Regions from separate parts of the Homo sapiens genome. Here region 1 is linked to region 2. Evidence: read pairs that join two places in POLR2A ChIA-PET (ENCODE). Cell type or tissue: A673. All regions are shown on one strand.

Region 1 (2,500 bases), 210 kb before region 2:
TCGTTTATCCTTTGACCAAGAAGCTGTAAGACACATTTGCTTAATGCTAACACATTAGGACCTTTGAAAGTTGAGCAGAAATATAAAAAAGAGTCAATACTTTTACATTTTAAGTCAATAGGAAAATGGCATTTAATTGACCGATTATGAATAGTTGCAGCATTTTTAAAAGACATGATTACTGGTACATCTATACCAGGAATATGTGAGGATGTAGTCCAGAGAAAAATACAGAAATAAATATTGTGTATTTCTCTAGGCATCCTTGGCCTAGTGGCTGGAAGTTAAGAGAAAACATCACTTGGGCCTGTGGAGCAGAGAGTTAAGTGAATTCTTTCTCTTTATTTGTAGCCATCAGCCAGCAAAGACCTCGTCAGTGTCTTTAACTGCGACCTTTCGTCCTCAGGAGGACTTTTGCTTCCTATCCTCAAAGAAATATAAGGTACTTGGTTTTACATGTTTGGTGGATGAGTCTGTTAAAAGTTAGAAAAAGTACTTTGCTACAAGTGTATGTGTTTGTCTGGATGAATGAATTGCTCCCGCAAAACTCTTAGATCGGCTGGGTGCAGTGGCTCAGCCCTGTAATCCTAGCATTTTGGGAGGCCGAGGCGAGTGGATTGCCTGAGCTCAGGAGTTCGAAACCAGCCTGGACAACACGGTGAAACCCTGTCTCTACCGAAAATACAAAAAAATTAGCCGGGCATGGCGGCATGAGCCTGTAGTCCCAGCTACTTGGGATGCTGAGACAGGAGAATTGCCTGTACCCGGGAGGCGGAGGTTGCAGCGAGCCGAGATCGCGCCACTGCACTCCTGCCCACTGCACTGCAGCCTGGGCGACAGAGTGAGACTCTGTCTCCAAAAAACAAACAACAACAACAAACACTCTTAGATCAAGGTAGAAAGGCAGTCATCTAATGGTTCTCTTTCCCAGAGATCACCTAACTGCTACAAGGCACCTCATTGTTTCCAGAGTTCAGCCACACACAGTCTCATTTGGGCAGATCCTCGCAACAGCCATGTGAAATGGATATTAACATCTCTATTTTATGGACAAGAAAACTAGAACTCACAGAGTAAAAGTGACTTGTCCGTTAGTTACAATTAACAAGTTTCTATGGGAGTCAAACAAACTGTGCCTCACTGTGTCACTTAACCTAGTTGGATCACAACTATTCCTAGATTGCTTAGCCTCCCCATGCTGGCTTCAGCTTTTGTGCAGGCTGGTCTGCTTGGACTGCATGGCACCTCAATTCCTCTTCCCTTGCATTGGGAAGAGGTTACTGGACTAACTCAGACTGCAGGGGACTTCCCTTTTCCCTTAGGCACAGTGCTTTGCTAGCTTTCAGTTGGCCTGGACAGACAGGCCCGCTGCCTCTCTGATTAATTACGGGAATGAGTTGGCAGATGTGGGAACCCTAAGCCAGCTCATCCTATCTGCTGTTAGAAAGAACCCTGGTAACAATACTTCATGGCATAAGGGGGCACATATGTGGATGTATCATGCTTTAAATGTTTCCTATTTCACATTTATCTATTTTTAAACTTTATTAGTTGTCAGAGATCCATCACCTACATCCAGAATATGTCAGAGTAAGTGAGCATTTTAAAGCTTCCATGAAAAATTTCAAGATTGAAAAGATAAAGAAGATCGAGAACTCAGAGCTCCTGGATAAATTTACATGGTTGGTGGCCACGTTATCGTGTTTCTTTACATAAAACCGGAAAGGATTAGTTAATATCCGTCCTTTGAGATTTATATTCACTGATTTATTTTAGTAGTTAACAGTTCCTTTAGGCGCTAGTCTTTTTTTTTTTTTTTCATTCTATCAACTCTGGCTTCTCTCTCTCAGCCTTACTGCTTTACAATTCAATGATTTCATGTGTCTATCTTTTAAAAGTTTTCATAAATTTATTATTGTACAGCTGCTGCCTTAAAGTTAGTAGCTCCGTTGTGAAAGCTGATGGAGTGAAATTTTTAGATGATTAGACTTTAGCTGGGATTAATGTTATCAACTGGAGTGGGAAGGGGATGTCTCCGTGTTAAGTCTCACATCTCTTATATTAGGAAGAAATCGCAGATGAAGGAAGAAGGAAAACTCCTATTTTATGCGACAAGCCGTGCCTATGTGGAATCTATCTGTTCGAATAATTTTGACAGTTTCCTACATGAAACTCATGAAAACAAATACGGAAAAGGTTAGTGCCGGGATAGAGAAGCGTAACTAGTAGAGTCATAACTCGGGCTTTATATGTGCTTCTATTAGGAGGTATATGTAATTATTTTGTATTAACCAGAGTGTCCAGGCTCTAGTGGTCCTGGAGAGACAGTAAGCTCACGGTAATATCAAATGCCCAAATGAGAGTGAATCAGTTGACTTGGAGCTTGATTGCTGGACCTTAGTCCCTGTCTTCTGTTTTCTTTCTGGGAGTGACCAAAGTCTTCATACGTGCTTGTAAACTACTCCATCTGTTGGTCTTGTTGTCTACCATTACTACTCAC
Region 2 (2,500 bases):
CCGCCCGCCTCAGCCTCCCAAAGTACTGGGATTACAGGCGTGAGCCGCTGCACCCAGCTGAGGTAGATTTTTTATTCCTGCTGGAGAAGTGAGGAATCAAGGCTCAGCGGTAGCCATAGCCCGTTGCTCAGGGTCACATGGCTTGTCGATGGCTGAGCTGGAATGCAAACCCCGGCTTGCTGGGCTCAATGCTGACTCATGGGGGAAGCCTGTGCTGTATAGTTAAGTGAACAACACAGGATACAAAATCCTACCGAATGATGATTTCAGCTACTGGAGTGGCTTTACACAGAAGGTGTGCTTTTCTCCCTGTGCAGTTGGTTGAGCCTTTGGAAACAGGGAACACCGCGCTGCTCTTGCAGCATTTTGCAAGATTTGCTCAAACAACGTCTGTTGGGCAAGGAGTGCTGGTAGTCCTGATCATTTTAATACTGTTAGGATTTTTCAGTAACTGACCTGGTGCTCCAGTAGAGTGCATTGCTCTGCCCAGAGCCAGGACAGCTTTTCCTGACTTTTAGTTATCATTAAATATCCGAATAAAACCATCGAGGAGTTCTTTTTTTTTTTTTTTAAATGTGGTTGATTAATTGAGGTTGTCGGTCAGGTACGATAGCTCACAGCTATAATCCCATCATGTTGGGAGGCCAAAGTGGGAGGATCAGTTGAGGCTAGGAAGAGTTCAAGACCAGCCTGGCCAACATAGTGAGACCCCATCTCTTAAAATAAAGAATTGAGAGAATGGAGGTTATTAATTAGACAACTAGAGTAGGAATAGACTTAAAGACGGAGGAGGTGCCTCCTTTAGATATGGACGCTTGGAGCCTTTGTGGTTCCAGTCTGAGCATCACTGGTGAATTTGATGAAATTTCCAAATTTAGAAATAAGTATTCTATTTCACAGTGCTTAAGGATCACTTTGTTCGCCCTTAATTTGCAATATAGGTATATTTCCATACGACAGAAGTTGGTGAGGGAGAAAAACATTGTGTATTACCTGGCTTCCATAGCCACAGGAGGCTGCAGATGTCTGGGTATAGGGGGGTAATTAGCTCTAGAGAGTCCTCTGGCTCTGCCATCAGCTCACCGCACCAGTGAGGCTGGGGGAGTGGTTTTAATTGTCTTGTGGCTACATTACAGACACAATATGGGTTATAATGAAAATATACTTCAATATGCTGAATTTAAATAGATACGTATTCTGCCTTTTAAGGGGAAAAAAATAAGCATATTGTATAACCAGCTCCTTGTGAATCTCGAAGCCACAAGCAAGAAAGAGCCAGGCTTCAGCTTCATGGTGGCTCCCAAACCTGTCACCCCTTTCTTAATAAATGAGCTGCTCCTTGTTGGTAACTGCCACAGAGATGAATGGAAGTACCTTCTGTGGTACCGTTTATCCCCAGTCCTAATGTCTAGCCACGAAAATAAGGGCATCACTGTCAGCCTCTGAATTAAAAGAAAATCAGAGTCCAGGAACCAAGAAGCTTATGGTCTGTTGCTCTTAGGAAATGCCATTTCTGGAGATAGAACTGGTACCAAGTCATGATCCCTTGTCCTTAAGGAGTGCAGTGATCAGAGCTGACAGTGTCTTCTGACAGGGTGTTTCCAAAACAGTTGCATCAGGGGTGGGATTGTGGTTCCACTGGGGCTGTTGTGGTGCTCACAGGGAGGAGGGGTCACCCTCACACAGTGTTTCAGGAGAGGAGCCCGTGGGCTTTCTGATGGGCTGGTAGAAGTGCGCAGGAAAGAGGAGTGGCGCATAGGGTGTAGGTTTTTAGATCTGAGCAAGTAGGGCTGCACAGCCCTGGGTGGAAATGGGGAGGGCGAAATGGGGGACAGACTTAGGCTTAGGGATGAATGTCACGGGGTCAAGAATTCTGTTTCAGACTTTTTTTGCAATGGGATTTTCTTCTTTTATTTGTTTATTTTTATTGCTTGGTCCACGGTGCTTCGTGGTACATTTTCCTACCGCTTCGTGGTGCATTTCCTTACCTATGGGACCCTCAGGAAATGCTGACAGTATGGCAGTTGAGGTGAGATTTCTGGAGATAGAACTGGTACCAAGTCCTGATCCCTTGTCATTAAGGAGTGTAGTGGTCAGAGTTGACAGTGTCTTCCTCGGCAGCCATCCTCAGCAGCCATACTCTCCTATAAATGTTGACCAGGCCACTCCACCATGTTCCTTCCAGGCTCCCAGATCCAGCACCTGACACAGGTGGGGATTGCCAGCAGAATTGGAGCTCAGCCAGTGGAAATCCCGCCAAGCAGAGGCAGCCAGTATGGGGGGCCAGGCTGGCCTTCGTACGGGGAGGACGAAGCGGGGCGAAGAGAGGCCGTGAGTATCTCCTGTTTGGGTCATCATTTAAAATTTAGACATAGGCCAGGTGCGGTGGCTCACACCTGTAATCCCAGCACTTTGGGAGGCCGAGGCGGGCGGATCACGAAGTCAGGAGTTTGAGACCAGCCTGGCCAATGTAGTGAAATCCCGTCTCTACTAAAAATAC

Evidence for each region. ChIA-PET counts read pairs that join two places held together with the same protein. Peaks named below come from ENCODE experiments on the same cell type or tissue, not always from the same donor. Only the 100,000 strongest peaks of a DNase experiment are listed, where the experiment ranks them.
Region 1: POLR2A ChIA-PET joins it to region 2 with 8 read pairs; 2 of 35 experiments call an interaction of 5 or more read pairs at or near these places.

What each region holds. Positions count from the first base shown.
Region 1 is chr7:139,053,147-139,055,646 of GRCh38, reverse strand. ZC3HAV1 (zinc finger CCCH-type containing, antiviral 1) reads left to right here. Exons shown (of 13, transcript NM_020119.4): 10 at 352-442; 11 at 1,552-1,682; 12 at 2,066-2,196. Among named protein-coding and RNA genes, the nearest start is that of MIR10399, 10 kb to the right of the region's middle. In A673, no CTCF peak of the experiment used is centred here; DNase peaks (open chromatin) are centred at 1,386 and 1,686; H3K4me3 peaks cover 409 bases; H3K27ac peaks cover 1,190 bases.
Region 2 is chr7:138,839,964-138,842,463 of GRCh38, reverse strand. It overlaps KIAA1549, which reads left to right. Exons shown (of 20, transcript NM_001164665.2): 19 at 2,186-2,331. Among named protein-coding and RNA genes, the nearest start is that of ATP6V0A4, 43 kb to the right of the region's middle. In A673, no CTCF peak of the experiment used is centred here; no DNase peak of the experiment used is centred here.